Regions from separate parts of the Homo sapiens genome. Here region 2 is linked to region 1. A link is a loop called in an ENCODE intact Hi-C map of the cell type or tissue named here. Cell type or tissue: ascending aorta. All regions are shown on one strand. Each heading gives the region's core, and the rest is flanking DNA. Links, peaks and the distances in the headings are about the cores only. Region 1 has its middle 12 kb from the start of MLPH. Region 2 overlaps COL6A3 (collagen type VI alpha 3 chain).

The links. Peaks named below come from ENCODE experiments on the same cell type or tissue, not always from the same donor. Only the 100,000 strongest peaks of a DNase experiment are listed, where the experiment ranks them.
Region 2: it touches region 1 in a loop (2.9-fold over the local background); 1 of 110 quality-filtered maps calls a loop at or near these places.

Annotation. Positions count from the first base shown.
Region 1 is chr2:237,469,676-237,481,673 of GRCh38, forward strand. No RefSeq gene overlaps it. Among named protein-coding and RNA genes, the nearest start is that of MLPH, 12 kb to the right of the region's middle. RefSeq lists silencers at 5,512-5,921, 5,942-6,021. In ascending aorta, for the core only: a CTCF peak has its summit at 5,927 (motif pointing left); DNase peaks (open chromatin) are centred at 4,592, 5,056, 5,436, 5,886 and 1 weaker place; H3K4me3 peaks cover 1,495 bases; H3K27ac peaks cover 1,159 bases.
Region 2 is chr2:237,362,670-237,374,667 of GRCh38, forward strand. It overlaps COL6A3 (collagen type VI alpha 3 chain), which reads right to left. Exons shown (of 44, transcript NM_004369.4): 8 at 11,743-11,998; 9 at 9,063-9,668; 10 at 5,894-6,508; 11 at 4,018-4,617; 12 at 3,029-3,366; 13 at 1,681-1,759; 14 at 584-729. Among named protein-coding and RNA genes, the nearest start is that of COL6A3, 45 kb to the right of the region's middle. RefSeq lists an enhancer at 4,175-4,674. In ascending aorta, for the core only: no CTCF peak of the experiment used is centred there; no DNase peak of the experiment used is centred there.

The sequences.
Region 1 (11,998 bases), core at 2,740-10,739:
TTACTATCACGAGAACAGGATAGGGGAAACTGCCCCCATGATTCAATTATCTCCACCTGGTTCCTCCCACAACATGTGAGGATTATGGGAACTACAATTCAAGATGAGGTTTGGATGCGGACACAGCCAAACCATATCACCCATCCTTTGAAGATCCGGTGAGAGCTCCGATACAAATCAGAATCAAGAAATTCGCAACAGGTGGGCCTGAACCCAACCACTGCTAGAGAGAGGACAAAGGGTGGGGCTCGACCCTTGAGCAGCAGGGAAGGGAGTAGAAAAAGCTCAGCAGGTTCCTGCCTTTCACAGGTCAGTGGTATCAGGGGTAGGGCTCTCATCATAGGGAGCAGGGCACCTGACACACAGGGCAAGACATTCCAGGAGAGGCCCTGGCCAGGGGGCTGGAGCAGCCCCAGGGACACCAGGCACATGGAGAAGCTGCAGCAAACGGATGCTGTCAGCACTGCATTTCTCCTACACGTCCTACAGGTGACCCAGGCTATTGAGTGGTAACACCCAGACTCTGTCTCAGGCATCTTTTCTGACTGCAGGAGCTCACTCAGCCTCAGTCAATGACAGACAGGGCATAGGTGAATAAAATCCCAGTTTCTTCAACCCGGTTGGACCTCACCTCCCTGCTTCCTAGCAGGACAGAGAGAGCTCCAGCCCAGGAGTAACTGGCTTGATGACGCTGATACAACCTTGGTTCAGATGGAAGAAGAATGGGCCACAAGTCACAGGCACAGGTGGCCCTTGACTTCCACCTGGGTGACCTTTGCCTGCATCTGCACTGGTGTCCATACTGCCTTCACTGCAAGAGGCTGCACCCTTGCTACCAGCTGTTCCCCTGGCAATGCAGGCTCTCATGGGAAGTAACCCCACTCAGCTGACTGCAGCTGCAGCTTTGGCTATCCGGATAGTTGAGGAAGGGGCAATGACTTGAATGCTGTTTGATTCTTGTCATAAAAATGGGGAAGAGAGGAGAAGAGAGGAGAAAGGAAGGAGGGAAAGAGGAGAGGAAGAAAGGTCACACTAGCAATAAGTCTCCTTAGCAATACAACTGAGACAATGATGGAAATCCCTAGAAAGGCCAGAAGGAGAGAATCTTCCACTTTGATCAACATTCAGAGGACCAAAGGAAAAGAGACAAATTAAACAACACACTCATAACACTAAAAATGCTTCACTCAAGATGGTACCTTAAAGAAGACATGTAGCTATGGGATTTTATCATCTTCTCTAGGTTTCCTAGAATGAACTCCTCTTAGCGGGTAAGCTACCGTTCAGTTTCTAAACAATGTCAGATCTTTGCTTCCAACTGTGTCTGAGAGTGAGTGCAAGGTGAGTGCCTACAGCTGAGCCTCCCCCAGGACAGAGCTCACGCACCAGGCTGCCCTATCAGGGCTCTGCACTGAGCATGGGTGCACCTGGTGGGCTAATGCCACCTGACTTGGGAAGCCCATGCAGGCGGAGGGCTCCCCAGACCAGCAAACTTCCATCCGGATTTTACACTCAGATGTTTTGGCAGAACCATTGCTGACTCCAGCATCCAGACGTCTGAAATCATTTTTCCTGAGAAATCAAGCATAGACGTTACAAGCTTCCAAAGACCATTGGCTTGAAACCATATACCCAAATCCATGGCAAGCCATTTAGCAAAACGACGTAAACATTAGAGCATTAAATTATGCCACGTAGGTCTGTTCAGAAGAAATCTGTGATTATGCGCATCTCAGACACTATGGGAAGTCAGATGCGACCACCCGCCAGTCACTCAAGCTGATCGAGATAGAAACAGGGAGGGCTCCAGAGCAGAGCCGGGTAGATGGACACGTTCAAAACAGGGACAGTCCCCCTGCTGCAAAGCTGGTGTGCAGGCCTGGCCCTGGATGGCTCTTGTCTTGAGTGTGTGTGTTTGTGATTCTGGGTCCCTCAGCTTGCAGGGTCGGCCCCAGTAACCTGCTCTGGCCAGTAGAGGGAATCAGAGGGCCGAGGGACCAAGCCGGTAGCACAAGCAGTCCCCACCCTAGCTGGCTTGGGGAGACCTGCCTTTTAAGGCCTCCTGGGTGAACGTCCCCAGGCTCAGAAGGAAGCAGCTCCCAGGAGCCCAGTGAAGCAGCTGGAGCCACAGAGGCCTGCAGGGTCATCGGCTCCTGAAACATTGGCCCTTTGGGACGATGCTTTTTCTCTCCCTTCCTGAATGAGCCCCCTGAGAAAGCACTGAATGCGGGGTCAGACCTGTCACCATTGCCCTGAAGCCAGCTCCTGAGGATGGTCTGTTATACTCCAAGGCCAAAGGAGCCACCCGAGGGATGAGAGGGAGACCCGGCACTGAGAGCTCCACACAGCAGAGCTAGGGCTGCAGGGATGTCCCCAGGGTGAGGTGGACGTTTGGCCAGAGAGGAGAGAAGAGAAGCACAGGACTATTTATGGGTGCATTACAGACATGGGACTGTTTATGGGTATATTACAGGCACAGCACTGTTCAGGAGTTCATTACAGGCATGGGACTGTCAGGGGTGAGTTCCAGGCACAGGACTGCTCAGGGGTGCGTTCCAGGAACAGGACTGTTTATGGGTGCATTCCAGGGACGGCACTATTCAGGGGTTCATTGTAAGCATGGGACTGTTCAGGGGCCCATTCCAGACACAGACACACCTGAACAGCAGACTGTTAGGACTGCTTAGAGGCGCATTTTAGGCAGAGGTACAGGGGCCTGGGGCAGGTCTATGGTGGTGGTTAGAAGAGGGTCTCGAAGGGAAGGGTATTTGAGAGGAACTTGTCCTGGTGCATGAAGCAGCCAGGGTGGCTCTGCCCAAGGGTCTGGCGCATCATCAAATTGGGACTCAGCCATTTCTTCCCCAGGGCCACTGCAGGGACCCCAGTTGCCTGGTGGCCTTCTAGGAGAAGCAGAGAGGCACAGAGGCCAACGTCTGCTCTCAGAGAGGCCTGAGCAGGAGCCACGGCTCCACCGTCATTGTCCAATGACCTTTGTAAAGCCACTTAACTCACATTCAGCCTCCCTTGCAGTCTTTTTTTCTATCAGATGGGGATGTTAATAACAGTGCCTGTCCCCCAGGGTTGTCGTGGGGTGCAGGGCTGCACACCGTGGAAGGGCTCAATATCAGGGAGCCGTATTAGCATCATGTGGTTTTGGCTCAGTGTGCAGAAGGGGCAGGAGATTGTTGTCTGGGCCTGGGACAGAGGCTGGGCTTCACCTGGGGCCAGGGCAGGGCCCCCAACTCGCAGGGCCTTGGGTGCTGCACCCCATCCCCTGAGGAGCCCCAGGTCCCCTCCCCCACACCTGAAGATGGGCCTTTCTCTTAGAACTAGCAGGGAGGTCCAGGCCATCGCTTACACAACAGCATTTGCTGAGGCAACCACATGCAGACGTGGTCCTGGGCGCGGGGCCTACCACTGGGAACACCACCGGGCTGGGCACCCTCGGTGTGGAAGGCAAAGGGATCAAGCACTTCTTCCTCCTTGGAGGCTTCCCAGACTCCCTTTGCCTCCCAGATGGCCAGCCCAGAAGCCCACGTGGCCCAGGTGGTCAGATGGCCTGGGGTGCGGTAGAGCCTCACACCACCGGCTGCTGCTCCTTAAGATGCACTTACGATGCCCCAAAAGCCCAGCAGCCCGGGCCAGAGAGGGCTCCTGCACACTCAGAAACCCACCCGGGCAGTGTGGTGGCAGCCCCCAGCAGGACACTTGTCTGCCCCTCCCGATGCCTTGCCCGCCTTTGCCACCCTGCTCTATCCCGAACACCAGCCACTAGGGCCTGCACCAACTGCCCCTTTGGCACCAGCTTCCCAATGGGCTCAGCCAAGAGGGGCCCAGCAGGAGCCTGGGGAGCAGGAAGAGAGAAGCCTGGCATTGACCCCATCTCCCTCCCCGCCTGCAGTGGCTGCAGCTGCCCGGACCCCACAGCTCTGGGGGCACCTCTCTCAAGGCTCCACACTCCACATTCCAGACACCGAGCCCTCATGTGCCTCTCTCCGGCCCGAGGCGGCAACAGCTCTTACTGCGGCCCCTCCCCGGGGACGTCACCTGCCTTACTGTTTCCTAACTCTGCCCACACCTTTGTCAGATGTCCCCGCGGCAGCAACTCTGCCACCTCTCTCCTGCCCAGACCCTGGCTGGCAGGAGGAGGACATGCAGGGGAACCACTGGAAGCCAGGAGGAGAGAGTTTAGGCTTAGCTCCCAGGCTGGAGCCCTTCAACTACCAAGTCTCACAGCCCAATGCCCTCGCTTCAGGGTCCCGTTGGTGGAGGCAGGGCACCAGGCAGACCAGATGGGGCAAAACCCAGGCCACCGGGGCTGACGGCTGAGCGTCTAGACCTCAGACCTTAGACCCAGGTAAGGCAGCAGCACCAGGGAAGCCCTAGGGTAGGAGGTGCCCTCGGGTAGGAGGTGCTGGGTGAGAACGGTTGGTGAGAAGAAGCGCCTCCCAACCTCTCTGCAGCTTCCTCACTAAATGGCTTGGAACTCAGGATATATGTTCCCACAGCCACAGTGGCCCCAAGTTGGTCAGGCTGTCAGGCGGCTCCAGAAACCACACACCCCATGACATGAGGAAGCCACAGACAGAGACACCCAGTTTCCCACTGTTTCCTTGGAAACGGCAGGCCCAGATCCAGCTCATCCACCCCCCTACTCTCAGCTAGAAACAAAGCCTGGCAGCTTCCCCTGGCACTCCCGGCCCACCTGGTCCACCCACTGGCTGACCCCAGCCTCTGCCCTGCAACTGTGGCCAAAAATGATGCCCCTTCAGCTTGGCCCCAGAGCGGGGCAGGGGCCAGGCTTCCAGGGGTAGCTCAGGCCAGAAAGGGACGAACTGGGAGCTTGGCCTTCCCAAGCAGTAGTGCTTGCTAAGGTTAGGGTTGGGGTTGGGGATGGGGCGCAACCCTGGCTGGAGAGCCCCAGGCGGCTGTGGGTGGGTCCCTGGAGGCCTCTGCAGGCCTGGAGTTCCTGGGGCTTGGATGGGCAACGGTCCAGGGATCTTGACCTTGTATTTGAGGATGGTGGGAAATCCCAGCACTTCCGGCTCCCCGACCCCAGGGACTCCCCTAGCAGAACTCAGGGAGCAGAAAGCCCAATGGTGCAATGCGATGCAGGCCCCCCTGCAAAGTCATTCCCCAGGGGCTGACCACGCAGAGGCTTGGGCCGCCGATACGCCAGGCAGGGGCATTAAGAGTGGAGAATTTTTTTAATTTGATACTAAACACACAAAAAGGCATTCAAGTAATTTGTGGATAAAGTCTGTTGGATGGAGGGGCCCAGCGCTGGATTCCCACAACCACTTATTTATGGCTTAGTGTGGTTTGACTTTGAATCCCACAAAAGGGCGGGGAGGAGAGCGGCCCCACGGCTGCGTAGCGTTCGGGGTAAAGGTCCTAGTGGCCACTGATTCCCGGCAGCCGCTTGCTGTAACGAGGGGCTCCCGGCAACATGACGTGGGGCTGGGGGGCTCCATTTCCAAGGAAACAATGCGTGGGCGCGGGGCTCCGAGGCCCCGGGGTCCCCGGGAAGGGCTGGAGGGCCGGGGGCGCACATCTCGGGTCTCGGGGTCCGGGGACGGCAGACGCGGGGGCGCGCGGAACTGCGGCCGGGGCAGTAATCACCCCAGGGCCGCCCAGGCCGCGCCCAGAATGGCTCCGAGGCGGGGCCGGGCCGCGGGGGGCGGACGGAAGGGCCGGGGCGGCGCGGGGAGGACCCTCCCGAAGCCCAGCCGGGGCCCTGAGCTCAGAAGCCTGGGAAACGGAGGCCACGCCGGGCAGGAGCCGAGCTCGGTTTCACCGCCCCCAGCGGACCGACCGCCCCGCCTCCCAGGACCCCGAGACCCCGGACCCCGGCCCGCCCTACAAGCAGGAGCTTTGGCGGCGCGCCCGGCTGCAGCCGTCGGCCTCTGTCGCCCCCTCCCGGAGCGGAGGAGTCACGGCGGGAAACAGCCCGAAGCCGGCGGGGCCCCGAGGGGGTCCGCGCTGCCTGCCCGGGGACCCCTTTTCTTGGCAGAGAGGATACTGACATCGGTCTGGAGGCCGTACGTCAGTCCCGGGGATGTCGGGATCAGCCTTGGAGGATGCCCTCGATCTTTATCCTTTCCTATGTCCCCAGTCCCTGGCAAAAGGTAGTAGACCCAGGGGAAGGATGCAGGAAGCGAGGAAAGGAATTCCCATGCCATGAGCACCATCCTAGAGGTGTTGACACACAAACACGCGCGTGCACACAAATCCTCTAAGGTAACCACAACAACAGAACCTATGAGCCATTTGTGAATACGCCGGCACTCGGAAGTGCTGTGGACACACTCCTACTCCACCCCTGACTCACTGCGCCTGCCTCTCAGACAAGGACCCATGCCTCCCTTCAGTCCTCTCTGAAGTGGGGACCGTACTGGCATCTGCCTCATTTAGTAGCTGTGAGGATTAAATGTGGTTGAACCCGTAAACTCGCTTGAACAGCACCTGGCATTGAAAGGATTGTAGCTGGCACCCTCCTCCTCATCTTCCTCATTCAATCAGTTAGGAATGCATTCAGCTGCAAGCTCAGGAAACGCAACCGACAGTTGCCTAGATGTGCAGGTGTGTTTTTCTCCCATAACAAGGAGTTCAGAAGTCGCCTGTCAGCCTGGGAGCACAGCTCAGCGATGCGTCAGGACACTGGGCTTTCTTTCCATCCCCAATCCTCACCATCCTATTGCTGGTCTCCTCCTGGTTGCCAGATACTTGCTGTAGCTGCAGATCTCAGATTCAAGATCCAGGCAGGAAGAAGGGAGAAAGGACAGGAGGTAAAGGGCTTTCTCCTAGTAAGGGTTTCCTGTTTATTCTGGAAGGGACAGGAACCTCTTGCACTTCGATTGTCCAGAAGTGTCCATGCAGGTTATCTTCACTGCAAGGGAGGCTGGAAAATGCCTATTTTTAGTTGAAGTCCTTGCTCCTCTACCTGGAGTTAGGGTTCTGTTAGCATACGAGGGACATGGTTATTGAGTAGACAACTAACGGGACCTGCCAGTGTGCTGTTGCATGGTCTACCTAACCTCCACTCTGGAGACAGAGAAATCAGTGCCCAGTAACGCTGGAAATCTTGCCCAAGGTCACACAGCTAGTGGGTGTGACATCCCAGTCTCCTGATTCTAAGTATTAATGTTCTGTAAATCAATGACTTGACATTGATTGTTGAGGCATTTTTATGGCATTGGTTTTGAAGCACTGATGTTAATTTATGAAGCGTATTTATAATAACTGCTTTAAAATTCTTACCAGATAATTCTACCATCTGATGCATCAAAGTATCAACATCTATTTATTGTCTTTTCTCACTCGGGTGGTTTTTTTCTGGTTCTTGGTATGACAAGTGGGTTTGTATTATATTCTGGTCATTTGGTTATTATGTTCAAACATAATAAAAGATTATTACAAAACATTAAAGAATATCTCCTGTTGTAGATACTGGTTGCAGACATCTCTGACACCCAGTCTAGGCTACATGGGAGATAAAAAGAAAAGTCTAAGGAACCCACCATATTATCTTTCCTCCAGTCCTGAGGTCTCTGGCCAGTCTACCTTCTTCTACCCAACTTTCAGAGTCCTTTTATCATTGTCTGTTAAAGAATTTCCATGGTATTTAGTTTTTAGAAGGGAGGAGTAGGGAAAAGTGAGTCTACTCATTTTGTTTCAGAACCAAAATCCTAAACCCTTTTCAATAGCACATTCCAACCTACCTCTCACGAACTCCCACTAAATACCCCAAATCTACGCCAGCTCCAAGGGATTGTTTGGTCTTCTCAGGGGATGGTGCCATGTAAAGAGCTCAGCATCAGTCAGATATCCAGCAACAGAAGTAGCTAGATCAGGCTTGGTGAGATAGAGCCCACGTAGTCGGACCATATGGCCTCCCTCCTGGTCCCCTGGCATGAACATTGAGGTGACCAAGGACACAGTCTGACTCCATAGGGTAAATGACCCAGTATACCCATTCATTCAGTGTCCTTTTTGTACTAGGTGGCCTCTGGTAAGCATTGACATGAGATAGAAGATTCACATATGGCGCCTATTCCCAAGATCCCTGCACATACCTCTCTGTCTCCAGTCTTTCAACCTTATTCTCTTCCAGTTCCCTGAACAACTAGAGAAGCTTGCATTAATACCTGGACCTGCTACAGAATTTTCTCACGCTCTAAGCGTCACTCAAACCTGCCAGCCTTCCAAATCACTTCCCAAATGGATTGCAGCAGTATTCCCAAGTGAGCCATGTGCTGCCTCCAACATCCAAAGTTCCACCTAGTGCTATGTCTCTGTCCTTGTCATAGCGCCTGCAAAGAGAATAATTTGCCCTATACTTTTGAAGGTATGTCCCAGCAGACTCTACATCTTTAGTCCCCTAAGAACCTAGCCTAAGTTTTATATCCCTGGAACATCATAAGATTGGCCTCCCAATGCACATATGTCTTACCAGAGTATTCAGCATCTTTCTACTCTCCTTTTCACCAGTTCTAATCTGGAAAATATCACCATATGTTGCACCAATGTGCTTAAGGTTCCTGAGGATTATATTGTGACAGTAATCAGAGATTTGATATAGCCCTGGGACAGACAATAGAGAGAAGGTGTACTGTTGTCCTTCCCACGTAAAAGCTGTTTCAGATCTTTTCTGATGACAGCGTGATGGCTCCCCTGACTAATGTCAGCTCAGAATCTGTATCCAATCACCCTCCAAAGTATGACTGTTTCCCTTTCCCCTATGTACAGTTATCCTGGTAAATAACCATGGGCCCTTTGGGGAAAACAATGTATAATATTTATGGTATATATTGTAGTGACACTGTAAAGTCCTTCCTCGAAGGGACCTTGCTTCTCCTTTAGTCGATGGGGTCTAGGTCTATAAAAACTGGTTTAGATATGGAAACTGAATGAGGGATTGTGATTTTTCATTGCAGCATCTGATATCAGCCTTCCGTTCACCAGTCCTTGAATTATCTGTGTGCACAATCAACCAGTACCCTAATTGTCTGCTAATTTCTTGAGCCCCAAGGAATACCATAGTCTACTAGCCATCCCATAGACACTTATGTTTGGTTGCTTTTCTGGATTTTTTACCATTACAGAAATTCTGTCCACCCTACCTCTGATAGTTGAGGATCTCTATCTGAACTCTTCTATTTCAGAATCCCAGCAACCCCCATGACACTACAGAGTGTAGTTCCATGGAGTAACTTCCTACTGTTAATACCAGCTTCAGAGAACAGCCAGTATTGAGTTGCCAAAAGATGCAGACACTCCCCACACTGGTATATTTCTTATTGCTTTGGTGAAGAAAGTGTCCTCTGGGCCCTCCCAGGAAACACAGTCAAATGATAGAGTCTTTGATCTTACATAATAAATCCATTCTCACATTTCTACCTCCCTAAGCCTTCTAAGTTCCTACTCAATACTCTGCCAAGGCAAGCATAACATCTACACCTCATTTACATCATGCCCAAGCTTCGCAGTGCCATCTCAGCAGTGTATTTGAATGATTTCCAAGTATCCTTGCCAAGAAGTCAAATTCTAAGACATAGACAAGTTCCTCCAAATCAACAAACTGAATTCAATATCTCCGTGGCTTATTCAGACACATTTCTCTCTGTCGCTTGGTGACATATATTAGCCAAGACTTGCAGTTATGTTCACTAGATGCTGTTTATTCCTAGAAAAGAAACTTTATTTTCCCACTTGGGCTATACTGGGACCTGGCCCTAGTTATTTGTGTAGAGGAAATAAGAAGAGATGGAGACAGATCTTGAGAAGGACAAGCATCACATTGGAAGTCAACCATCTCAGGTGAAGACTCTGCACAGTATCCAGGTATCAGCATCCTTGGGAAAAGGGAAAGGGCTATTCCCAAGAGGGTTCTTGGGAATCTAGGTGTTCAAGCTTAGACTCATCTATCCAAATGTCCTCCTCCCAGGTTACATGATTCTACCACCCTATCAGTGCCCTGACTTAAGCACAGAAAACATATTCAGGGTGTTCCCTTTGTATTTCTGGTATAGATTTGCAGGATGTCAATACAAAACGCTTAGTTAAATTTGAATTTGAGATAAGCAACAAATAATATTTTAGTGTAAGCAAGTATGCCCCATGCAATATTTAGAACATACTTATACTAAAAGTTATTCCGTGTTTATCTGAAATTCAAATTTAACTGGAAAGCCTACATTTCATCTGGAAACCTTCCTCTTGGCACCCTTACAATCAAATCCTGGCTCTGATTTTCAGCACAGTCTGCACTAAGTTGGCAGGAGATGCGGATTTCTTTAAACACCGCCACAGATGCCTTCTGGCTCTCACAGTATGCCCTGGGGAGATAGACCTGAGCCTGTCATTCCGTTTCCCAAGTATGTGTTTAGTTGTTATGACAGTTTTTAAATAATTTTAAATACCTGAAAATTCTAACCAAGTATTTTCAGAACCTGAAATATGTTTACAAACCCTGCTTCAAAACCAGTGACCTAGCCCAGCAACCTGAGCAGGTAGGATTTGAGCCTGTCTTGAGGGTTAACCTTGGATAACTGTAGGAGAAAATGAGAAGGCACAAAACACAGCCTGACATTGCATTTCCACCCAGAACTGAAGGCACACGTGCTCCCAGGAATAGGTGGACTCATTTGGATTTGTGGGGTCAGAAAGCCATGGAAGATAGGGCTGGAAATTAATTGGGTTTGGAGTTCAGGTGGAGGCAAGCTTGGAAAACTGTAGTTCACAGAAGGGCAAGACTGAGGTGAGTATGGGGAATGGGAAGGTGAAGGTGAGGATTCACGGGTTAGGAATTGGCTCTAGGTATATTACTAGTTGGTAATGGGCTTTGAATCTGGCCATGAGTGAGGGGGAGGCCTAGGGGCGGTGATACTGCTGGATTCCTGCTGCTGGCTCTGGGGTGGTTTCAGCCAAGCCCTGTGCTGACATCAGACCAACCTGAGAGGTGCAGGCGGTAGCAGCTCGAGCGAGAGATCTTGTAACAGCTTTCACTGTGGGGAGGACATTAGCGTTACTGCAAATATTCTGCAACATTCATACAAGAGTTTAACGTGAGATATGAAGTGTGGCTTGTGTGTTGAAACTGAAATTAGGCCATCGCTATGAATTATGGAAGTGGAGAAGAAGCAAAAGGAATTGTTCCTGTAATGCCTAATTCGACCATTGTGACTTGGGAATGGGGTGATGCCCAACACCTGCTGTAGGGATGCCCACCACCTGGTATAGGGATGCCCACCACCTGCTGTAGGGATGCCCACCACCTGCTGTAGGGATGCCCACCACCTGCTGTAGGGATGCCCACCACCTGATGTAGGGATGCCCACCACCTGCTGTAGGGCACGATGCACTCAGGGCCTAACAGGGCTGCTTGCCACTGTTTTCCCCAGCATGGGCCCATGAGGGGGGCTCTGGTTTTGAATTTCTACATCTGCTCTTCACAGCTTTCCTGCTTCTGGCTGTGCCAGGCCCCATGAACCAGTCACCCCTGCTGTGGCTGTTGCCTGCCCCAGGCGCTGTGGAAATCCAGGCTCAGAGCCCCTTAGACCTGGGTTTGCCTCTGGTCTCCCCTCTCTGACTGTGTGACCTTGCACCAGTGCCTCAGCTTCCTTATCTGCACAACCCAGTTGACACTGGGGAGTTCAGATGCCCAACCCAATTGCTAATGTGCATGCCAGGCTCCCAGACCACACTTGCTGGGCATACCGTAGCCTTCAGTGAGGACTGGTTCCCTTCCTGCTGTCTTCCTTCATAACCACATGACCAAGATTTCCAGAAGTGGGTCTGGAAATTTTATTGCCTGAACTCATTCCCTTCAATTTGGACCATTTCTGCCTAATTCCTGAATCCCTGATGGTTAAAGCTCCTAATTAAGGTAATTTAGGTAAAGAGAACTGCTCATTGGCCCATGCCCCAACATGAGCTGAAGCTTCCAGAACCCCCAGAAGGCTGAGATTTCTGATGGTTTTAGATTCAAGAACTTCAT
Region 2 (11,998 bases), core at 1,558-9,557, 110 kb before region 1:
CTCTGAGTTCGCAGCTCAGCCCCACATCTTCCAAAAGCTCCATCCCCAGTCTAAACCCAGGAGGTCACACCTCCAGCTGAGAGAGGCTGGCCCTGGGGAGAATGAGGAAGCCTCAGAGGGAGCTTCATTGACACAGAGGGAAACTAGGGAGGGCAATTAAAGCACTTCTCCACCCAGAAACAGCCTTTCTTTTCCTGCATGTTGTTTTTATCATGCAAGATTTCAGATGCTCTTGACACAGTTTCCAATTGGAGGATGGACAATCTCGATGGTTTGCATCCCTGCAATGGTGTTAAAAGAGGCCGTTGCTAAGGGAGCAGAGAAAATGCTAAGGCCACAACCTCAGCGCGCCCAGGATCCCCTTCCAGCTCGCTGGATTTCCAGCGATTTGCTATCTCCATTTCCAGATTCACATGTGTTATGGCAACAAGGCAGTTCCCAAGTGAATTAAATAAATTTAACTATCTACCAAGGCCCCCCCCCCACCTCCATTCACCTGCTGATAATTAACTTCATTCTCTTGAAATGCCAAAAGGTGTGGTATCTACACTGGTCTGTGTATAAAGACATAAAAAAAACTCACAAGCTGCTCCGCTAGTTCATAATCCAAGTCCAGCAAGTTAAGCCTCAGGGGCCTGTCATACATAAACCCTCGCCCAAACTCCAGATGCATTAGCCGCTCCAAGTTGACCACTCGTTCAAGGCCCACCAGGATCAAGGCACGGACTCCTGCAAAGAAAGACACATTTAATACAGCTCACCTAGGCATGTGGAAAATGCAATGTCCTTTTTTCCTGACTACATTTTTAAAGAAAACTTCAGTGTAAAATTTAGCTTTTAACTTAAATATATTTAATCAAGTTTACTGGCTACTCTGAATTGTTGAAATACTCAAACTTTGGACTCTGCTGAATAATTGTTTCCGGTATGTCAATAACTAAACCTATTACTAAAAATATAGGAAGTGGCATCCATGAAGTGTATTCATGCATGAGTTCTCAAACTCAGGCCCTCTGTAACACGAGTATGCTGTGGGAAGTATTGAAATACTAACACCTCCAAAATCAGATAATAGCAGCCTCATCTCCATTGCTTGGGAAAAGTAAGCTAATAAATAGAAAGTTCTTAGGATAAATTACACTTCTGTAATGGCATCCACTTTCTGATAGTCAGTGCTACCAAACGCCAAAGCAAGTGAATAGTCAAAGATCACATCTGATAATAGGCATGGCTGTCACCTTATGTTTGGTACGTCATTGCTTACATTATTTTCTTTGTATTATTTGGGTGTAGTGTTATTAAATGTTGAACTGTGATAACTGCAAACCAAAAATAGAGCAATGTATTTTTATTAGTAACTAATTCCTAGTTTATGTGATGAAGTTAAATGAATCAATACGTCATGATCTTTTGCAAAAGCATCATGCTTTCTGAACATTCTACCACCTGAACAGCCACAACACAACAGTAAAGCTGTCTAAGTACAGAAGGAATTTTTGTTAGCTCCATCCCACAGCTCCAAGCAGGTGATGAAGGGCCACAACGCTGGGAGGAAGAGTCTCCCAAGACAACGCTGCTCCCTTGGGGCGCTGCATTAGCAGAGAGGTTTCTCTCCAGCAGAGCAGTACACCCCGCCTCACCAGGGTTTACTTCTCATATTTAGAAAGCCTTGGCACCTACCTTCTTGGCGGAGGTTCTCAGATGCTCTGTGTAAATCAGCCAGATCTCCGTCTGCTCCATCAGTAAAATGAATGACCACCTGCAGATAAGAGAGCTGTCAAATCCCAGGAAAACTAAAAAGGAGTGTTGCAGACTGCTGATAGAAAACTGAGAGACTCGCTGTCTCAAGCCCTTCATTTTACACTTAAGGAAACTGAGGGCCCAAGTTGAGGAATGATTACCCATGTTCACAAGACTTTGATATTGCACTTAAAATGGAGGAGTATATTTGAGTGCTTAATTTATTTTAAAAAAGACAAGCAGCAATGACAATAAAAACAATTTTTATCTCATTCTCATATTTCTAAGATGTAGTTTCTGCGAATCATATGCATATGTGTGCATGCATGTGTGCGTGCATGTGTGTGCATGTGTGTGGGTACATATGTGTGTGTATGGGTGCATTGTGTGTGCATGTGTGTGCACGTGTGTGTGCATGTGTGGGTGTGTGGGTGTACATGTGTGTGGGTGCGTATGTGTGTGCATGTGTATGGGTGCATGTGCGTGCATGTGTGTGGGTGCATGTCTGTGGGTGTGTGTGCGTGTGTGCATGTGTGCATGTGTTATGGGCTAAATTGTGTCCCCTCAAAATTTGTATGTTAAGTCCTAAACCCCAGTACCGTAAGAATGGGACTGTATTTGGAGATAGGGTCTTTAAAGAGGTAATTAAGGTTAATGAGATCTTTAGAGTGAACCTTAATCTAGTATGACTGATGTCCTTTTAGAAGAGGAGATTTGGACACAGACATGCACAGAGAGAAAGCCATGTGGAGACACAGGGAGAAGACCCCTGCCTACAAGCCAAGCAGAGAAGACTCAGGAGAAACAGCCCTGCCGACACCTCGAGGATGTCAAGCCTCCAAGACTGTGAGAAAATAAATGTCTGTTCCAAAAGCCCGCCAGGCTGTAGTACTTCATGATGATCCCTAGCAAACTCACATGGTGTGTGTGTCTACACAATATATATGCATGTATATACACACATGCATGCATGCACACATACACACAGAGAAATGAAAGTGGAGAACGTACCTGACTGGACTATAATTAAACATAAATCAATCACAAATTCAACTCATTCAAGTTAAACTACTGATTTCCAGGATTCTTTTAGAGCTTACGTAAGACTACCAAAATGAGGAAGACAGTACATGACATTAGATCAGTTAATAACTAAGGGATTTTCCATATAGACACTAACAATCCAGTGAAACATGAAGAGGATTTAACTTGGGGGAAGGGCTTCCTCCTTTCCAGTAAAAATTTGGAAATTTCCCAGGGAGCACCTGAACCAACTGGCCCCACAGACCTTCACGCTGTCCGGCGAGGACTGTCTGAACTTGTTCAGGTAGACCTTCAGGGTGTCCTCCGTGAGGACGTAGGGGTGCTGGCTGCGCATGTTCCGGAACTTCTCGAGCATCTCTGGCTGGTACTCGTCAAAGTCAAAGGCCTCCACCGGGCCCGAGGGCGTGTTGGCCACCACTGACACACGCACGGTGGGCGAGCGGCCACCGCTGCAGCTGACCCTGTGCATCTGGCTGATTCTGTTCAAGATGGCGTCCACCTTGGACTCGAAGCCCTTCTGGGCCACAAAAACATTCTGGTCTCTAGAACCATCAAACCCCAGAATCACATCCAGATTACAAGCTGGAAAGGAGAAATGCAGGTGATGAGTTCTCAGCTGGGGCTGAGGAGACGAACTCTACTTATACCAGCAGTAGGGACAACCCAGGCAGAGGACCAGGGCATCGCACTCAAGTGCAAAATGAGATCCTGTGTGTGTGAGCTTTGAGAAGCAATTCTATCCACCCCTCTCACAGAGAGAAATGAGGGTAGCTGTTAGGTGCCAAATAGTAAGCTATTTTAAAAAGTCAGCTTTGTTGGTGGTGTTAATTAACTTTGGTGTGATGATACACCACTGGTGTTTAGATGCACCCCAAGTTTGTGCTTTAAATTAAAAGCACTTGAAAATCAAATATTCTGATCTCAAATACTTGATCTAATAAATCTATAATTAGACACAGGAATCAATAAATCTGAATTGTTTGAGGGATTAAGGAATAGGGGAGAAAAGTAAATCTTATAAAAGCAAAATATGATAGACTTCTACTCTTGTCTTGGAAGAACGCCCTAGGTAGTGGTGAGGTGGGTGTCAGGACCAGTCCCAGTGGGTATAAGTAAATGTATGAAGCAACCAAATGCCTAAGGACTCCAGAGGTCAGCACCAGGGACCAGACAGCTAAAGAGGCACAAATGTCAACAGGAAAGGATGGAAAATATGCACATAATGGGAGTTACCTTTGGCAGCATCAGTTACACCAGGGCAAAGGGTTTCATGCATCGCATCATGCAAAGTTTCCAAAACTTGCTCGCTCAGTTCGGACAGCTCCTGGACGTTGCCCACGCGGAACGCTGTGGCGCTGTTGGACGCTATCTTTCCAACCTCCTCCGAGTCGATATTCCTCACTCCAACAGCAAACACTTTGACCCCCCTCTGGGTGAGGGCCAGGCTCACATCCTGTGCATCTTCCACCGACTTTCCTCCCGTGATCACAAAGGCAATCTGAGGGACCCGCTGGTCCAGGCGGCTGCCTGCCTCAGGCACAAAGTGGTTTACCCGCAGGTGCTCAAGGCCCACCTTAGTGTTGGCGTGTCTTCCCCCTTTGTAGACCACTTTGTTGATGGCGTCAATAATCTGCCTCTTGGTAGAGAAGTCCTTCAGGAAGAATTCGTCAGTGGGGTCAGAGTTGTACTGGACAAGCCCCACTTGGATGGAGTCGCCATCTTCATAAACTGTGTCCACTATTTCAGACACAAAACGAAGCACTTCCTGGAAACTGTCCCTCCTGAAGTTGATGGAACCATCCAACAGGAACACAATGTCTGCTTTCTTCTTCTCTAGAAGTGATTAAAGTGAAAATAAGGAGAGATTAGGTTTCCAGACCCAGAACATAAATACACAAAAGGTAAAATTAAATAACTGAAATAAGACATTCCTAATAATTTATTCACAGTGAAACCTTCACTCAAATCCATGCCTCTTTAGCCTGTAGTTCCTGAATTTGCAGCTCCCAAACATGCTAAATACAAGAAGATGAATGATAAATCCTCTAAACAAAAAGGAAAGGAGAAAAATTATTTGATGTCACACTCTGTGAAAACTCAGTGACAGAGAACTTCAGTTATCCCGTGCAAAATGGCATTGTGACAAGAATTCAATAGGGACCTGGCTTTGACATTTGTGATCTCAAGTGTTTTAGGAAATGCCACTAGAAGTTTCCTTTGTGGTCAAGAATTTTAAATAGTTCCTGGAAGTGAAGAGATGTGTGTGAGGTGCAAAGCAAGGAAGGACTAGGAGAAACAGATTGGAAAATAGGAAGAGGCCCCTTAACCTTTGGATGATGGTCTGAGAGCTTTGTAGGAGCTGGCTGAATATCAGTGGTGTGGAGGGTAATTTCTTGATTATAATTAAGCAACTGAGACTGGAATAGAGAGGAGAAAGGATGAGAGACAGTGTGAGGGATGTGAGATGTGCCACAGGCAGCCTGGTAGGGAGCAGTGAGCTAGGGAAACAGGCATACTGCTCCCCTTTGAAGAACCAACCCTAATGGTTTGCTTCAGATGTCTACATGGCGATTACTTGGAGGAGGGACAAAGAAAAATATGGGCTGGTGGAGAGATCCACTTTGCTTTTGCAGCCCCAAAGACGAGAACCAGGAGCACGGGGTAGAAGCTGAGGTGGACGACTGCAAGTCTTCCAGGAAGGTGCTCCCTGATGGTCCCACCAGGCCAAGGAATGAGGGGACCTGGACTATATTGGGCATCTGGCCAGTAGGCATGGGCCAACTTCAAAGTCACATTCAGTGGGGCATGGACTGGCTGATTTCAAAGATGCCATCCTATTCTGAGAGCCAATGAGTTTGTAATTATCTCAGTGCAACACTGCAGAACCTTTCAATGGGGCTATGATTAGTCTCAGGAGTGATGGAAGATCAATAATATGCTTCCTTCTGCAATTTCAATGGAACTACTTTTCCAGTATTTAATTTCTAATATTATCTGAAGAAACAACCCAGAGAGAAGAAAATTATTAAAAATGACTACTGATTACTTTTTTAACTAAAAAAAAAATGTTGATGTCACACTCTGTAGTCATGGGTCACACGGTGCATACCTGGCCGTGAAGGAGGAGGGGTGTCCACCCCTGGAGGTGCAGGAGTGGCTGCGGAGGGTCCAAACGAGTTCATGATTCTTTCTTCTATGTTGGGAAGCTCTCTGAACTCTCGCACTGTGAAGACCAGTCTGGGGTCATTGGTGATGGTCTGCAGCTCTGTTCTGTCGATGTTCCGGTCTCCTACCCCTAAACTCACAATGCCCGAGGAACGGATCACCTGGGCGAACCTGGACACATCGTCCTGGGATTTTCCACCCAGGACCAGGACCAGGTGTTGGGGCACCCCGTCTTCTATGCGACTCCCCGCAGACTTAACAAAGAGGTTTCTTGCCACAAATTCGAGAGCCTTGCCAGTGTTCAGTGGGGACCCCCCTCTGAGCCTCAGGCGCCGTATGGCGTCCAGCACCGGGGCCTGGGATCTGTAGGTTTTCAGATAGAATTCTGGGAAGACATCATTGCTGAACTGCACGACCCCAACTCTCACTTTACTGGGGCCGATGTTGAGTCTTCGAACAATCCTGCTAACAAAATCTCGAATATGTGCAAAGCCATCTGGCCTAACTCCCTCAGAGCTGTCGATCAGAAAGACAATGTCTGCAGCATCACTCTCAACTGCTGCAGATCAAAGAAGAAAAAGGGAAACATTCAGTGTGTAAGTAGCCCTCACCCAGGTTTGGTGTGCACCTTGCACCATAATCCTAATCAACCTTAAGATTATATCCCAAGATGCCTGTGTTGTTTGTATCTCGGGCTTTTTGAAATTAGCCGTTAAAAATTGGACCTTTTACACCAAAACAATTTCTGCTCCTTGAAATATTTGAAGTTATCCAAAACGTGTCTTTCTGAATTTACTCTATTTAAATTTTGGCATTGTGGTCTGGGTTACTACTGATTTCTAAAATGTAAGGAGCATTTAGAAATCAATCTTGGGCTACCGTAATCTACAGAATCATGAACTGTTGCTACCAGAAGAGACCAAGGCCACTGGGATCTATATCTTTGTTGTACAAGAAGAGAAACAGCTGAGGCCAAAGGTTCTCGCCTTGTCCAAGGCCATCACTTAGCAAGTGAGACCCCTGAGGAGCCCAACACCATCCCAGCATGCTGCGCAATCTCAGCCCATGGGGGCAGGGTACGTATAACACAGTGCCATATCCAAGGGGTCACATTAATGCTCCCCAGGCATTTGTGCCCTCGTATTTCCTTTTTGCTCACACATCTCTAGCATTTATATGAAGTTTTTATTTTTCACTATTATTCCTCTATTTCCTTTTCTTTCTTTTTTTTTTTTCTGAGACATGGTCTCTTTCTATCTCCCAGGCTGGAGTGCAGTTGCACAGTCACAGCTCACTGCAGCCTTGACCTCCCAGGCTCAAGCAATCCTCCCTCCTTATCCTCCAAGTAGCTGGAACTACAGACATGAACCACCATGCCTGTGCCTTTATTTTTTAAATTTCATTAAAATTTTTTTTTTTAATTTTTTGGATGAGGGTCTCACTGTGTTGCCCAGGCTGGTCTTGAACTCCTGGGCCCAAGTGATCCTCCTGCCTCAGCCTCCCAAAGTGCTAGAATTATAGGCATGAGCCGCCATGCCCAGCTTCCCCCACCCACCCTGACTCATTTTCTTTACATTAGCGCATTTTTAAAAATATTTAATTCTATTAAATAACTGGTTTAATTTTTTTTTTTTTTTTTAGATGGAGTCTTGCTCTGTCGCCCAGGCTGGAGTGCAGTGGCGCAATCTCGGCTCACTGCAACCTCTGCCTCCCAGGTTCAAGTGATTCATCTGCCTCAGCCTCCCGAGTAGCTGGGACTACAGGTGTGTGCCACCACACCCAGCTAATTTTTGTATTTTGAGTAGAGATGGGGTTTCACCATATTGACCAGGCTGGTCTCGAACTCCTGGCCTCATGATCAGCCCACCTCGGCCTCCCAAAGTGCTGGGATTACAGGCGTGAGCCACCACGCCCAGCCTAGTGCATTTTTAACAATAAAATTAATCAAAAGATCCTGAGAAAGATGAGCCACATTTTCCTATTAGTTAGAATTTTAGGTACTCCTCAGATGCTATTTTATTAAACTTGTATGTTGCTACTCCACACATTTCAACCTGCCCTTTGCCTCATACACAATTGGGCAATTTACGGTGTAAATGCAGCATAGTGGAAGCTGAGCAGCTCTTGTGATGGAGCTGTTTAAGAAAGAGAGAATCAGCCCCCGCATTGGGGAGCTGGTCCAGCACACATGGCCTTGGGGTTCTCCTGTTGAGCACACATGATCTCACAGGACCCCCACAACAGACAAGGCTACTCTGTGATCACAATGGGGCAAGATGAAAATGAGACCACATTGTAACCCTATCTGAACACAGACAAAAAGAAAAACATGGTGCAAACCACAAAAAGGACAAAAACACTCCCTGTCCTGGTTAATAAGAGTGACTGCTCTTCTCTACCAATCTATACCAAGGCCATCCTGCTTCTAGGTAAGACTTAAGATACAGCTACAGAATCACCTCCACGTCTTGACAACATCCAATCCAGGCCACAGTTCCATTTCTTTAAGCCTTCCACAAAATGACCTGCCACTAGCTCAAGTCCCCCCAGTCCTTCCGGCCACCCTCCTATGGAGATGCCCTCATGCTTTGCCACGGTATGCATTCTCCCTGGATGCCATGAGCAATAGACCCAACTTGTTCAGTCGCAGGTGTGTCCTGGTGGGGTCTGGCTGGTGGGCATGAAGAACATAAAGGTGCTGGGCGCGGTGTCTCAGGCCTGTAATCCCAGCACTTTGGGAGGCCGCAGCAGGTGGATCACTTGAGCTCAGGGGCTTGAGACCAGCCTGGCCAACATGGTGAAACCCCGTCTCCACAAAAAATACAAAAAATTAGCCGGGCGTGGTGGTATGAACCTGTAGTCCTAGCTACTGAGGAGGCTGAAGTGGGAGGTTGGCTGGATCCCAGAAGGCAGAGGTTAAAATGAGTTATGATCATGCCACTGCACTCCAGCCTGGACGACAGAGCCAGACCCTGTCTCAAAATAAAAACCATAAAGGTAAGGGCATACAACCTTTATTTTAATTTAATTTATTATGAGTACCATGGCCTTTGAGCCTGTTATTTTTCATATGGAAAATGCTCCAAGGAGAACCTCCGACGCCCCCATCTCACCTGGAGGTGGATAGCGAGTGCTGGCTAAGAGCTTCTGGATCTGCTCTGAGGTCAGGGTCGTGATGGGCGTCAGCAGTTTCTGCTCCAGGCTGGGCAGCTCCCGGAAGGTGCTCACCGAGAACACATATTCGGGGCTCAGCGAGATCTTCACCAGCTCCTCCTGGTCTGCGTTCCTGGCGATCGTGAAAGGGGCCACGCCAAACTGCTTGAGCTCCACCGCCGGGTCGTCCACCTCATCGTCAGACTTTCCAGACGAGATGAGGACCAGGAACTGCGGGACGCCCTCTTCAATGCGGCTCCCCAGGGGCCTCTTGAAGATGTTCCTGGACACGTACTCCAGGGCATTGCCCACGTTGATCTGCCGCCCTCCCTTGGGCCTCAGCCGCTGCACCGCGTTCTGCACTTCATCCTTGCTGGAATGGGCGTTCAGCAGGAACTCCACCTTGGGGTCATCGCTGAACTGGATGACAGCCACCCGGGTGGTGTCAAAGCCCACGTCCAGGTAGTCAACCAGCCTCTCTATGAGGGTGCGAACGTACTGGAACTCAGGCCCGGCACTTTGGGACCCATCGATGAGAAAGACCACGTCCCTCTTGCCACCAACACCTGCGAAACAAATGTGAGCATGGCTTCACCTTCATCGTCACCAAATTCTTAGCGTTCATGAGCCACCGCCCAGTTTGTCATGGATTCACAGGCAGGGGATCCTAACACCAATCACCACTGTTAAAAGTCCAAGAAGTGGGAGTCCTGGGCATTTCAGTGTTTACACATCAAAGAGAAGGGGAGCAAAGGATGAAAAACCCGACGGAGGCAGAATCAGAAGAGCCTCATCAGCACCAGCGAGGATGGTACTTGGGAAGGACGTGACCTGCACTGCATCAGGTGCTGCTCAGGGACCCGAGGGTCAGCCACTGGGCTTCGCCAGAGACAGGGACCTTGTCAGATGGAGTGACCTCAACTGGAGCACTTGGGGGAGGAGCAAGGGTGAATGACAAAGTAGGGTGGGCTCAGAGAGGATGGGAGGAAAGGAACTTTAGAGTATAGATAAGTCTTTAGGAGACAGGTGCTGCTGGCAGGGGAAGTGGCGCATCAGAGAGGGTGTTTAAGAGAGAAGAAGCAATGCATTTTATCATGGATGGAACCATCCAGCACAGTGGAGAAAGGGTGACACAAGAGCAAGAAAGGGAACTGCAGATGGTGCCACTGAGCAGGTGAGAGGAAAGGGAGCTGAGGAAGCGGAGACAGGCCACCCAAGGAACCACGGGATGACGTGGCCGGGGACAGCTCTCTTTGGGTTTACTTGCATTTTCTTGGAGAAATAGGACTCAAGATTACCAGCTGAGAGTCAGGTGGGTCAGGAGAGGTGTGAGAGAAGCCTCCGAATGGGGAGAAGGGGGAAAGAGGGAGGCTGTTCTGGAGCGCAGGAGAGTGAGTGGGCAAAGAGCCACAGCGTTGTGGAAATGTACGTTCCTGACAACAGAAGCTGCACCCGCACTGTGACAATATTCCCAAAGTCCATCCTCGGCAATCTGGGGCCAAGACACAGCATCACAGAGGCCTCCTGCAGGCAGATACATTTTGGAAATGTTGCATTTCCTTTCTTGTGTTGGAGACACACAAAGCGCCTTAGTTAGGAAGAAAGAAAGCCTCTTTCACTTTGTTTATCCCACTGTTGCCCAAATTTACCTGATCATAAATGCTCAGGAACATCCCACAGAAACCTGGTGGGCCACACTGCTCTCTTCCCCAGGCACCAGCGAGGAGAAACCAAGCCCCTCTCAGTTGCACCCAAATAATCATCCTCACCTCCCTCATCACCCACTGTATCCTGCAGTGATTTCCTTTCACTTGCTTTTACTCCTTCCTCCGCTCCTCCCCAACTTTCCTTCTTTTCTCTCCTCTTGGAAGAGCAGGCAAGTGAGTGCATATGAGGGAGCAAGGCCGCATCTGCCTCCTTCGCCACTGTGAACCCCCCCCACCCGAGTGACCCGGGAGAGTGGCCCTTGGAGGACATTTATTGAGAGGTAGATATATCTTTCCTCCTTCCTTCTCAGCACCAGGGCTCCCACCATTTTTTAGTTTATTGTACCAGGCCTAGAAAGAGGGAACAGGAAAAAGAAAATAGAATAAACTATGGTCATAAGAGCCAGGTGGCCTTCCTGCCAGTTAAGACACTTCTCAGCACCAAGCAAAGTCAAAATTATCTTCACACCTTGGCTCTGGAGATACCAATATTTCAGAGTCTATGTCCCAGCTTGCAGAGTGTCCCTGGTCAGACTCCTTCCTGCCTCACAGAAGGCTGCTGACCAAACCTACCAGGGGTCGCAGGACTGATACGCAACAGGCGTTATCAGTTAGACGGCCCCTCCCTTTGGATATCTAGACAGAAGCTTTCATGCAAAGTTAAGGAGTCCTGAATTCCAAGCTGCACATATGTCCCTTTTGGAGAATTTAATTTGCCCCAAAACATGAATCTTAGCATCTCCCCCCTTGAACCTCTGCCATTTCTGCCCATCGAGGCCAAAAAGGGCATGTGGGTTCCTAAATTTTCCTGTAATTTTAGTTTTCACTTCACATGGCAGGAAAAGCAAAATTGAGAACACCTTGTGGCCCACAGTCCAGACAAGTAGCCCCAGACAATGACACTGAGTGAGGATGCAAAGAGTTCCCTGCGTACCTGGGCTCGGTAGAGGCTGCAACACCGGCTGCAGCCTGCTCAGCTCCTCGCGGGTGAGCTGGGTCACCCTCTCAGAGATGACCTGTTGGACGGTCCCCAGCTGGCGAAAGGTGGGAATGGCCACGGCAAAGTCCGGGATGAAGGAGATGGTCTGCATCTCTGTGATGTCAGCGTTCCCGATGCCAATGCCAATGGGCACAGCCCCACCCCTCTTCACGACCACGGAGGGGTTCCGCACATCATCCCCAGACCTGTC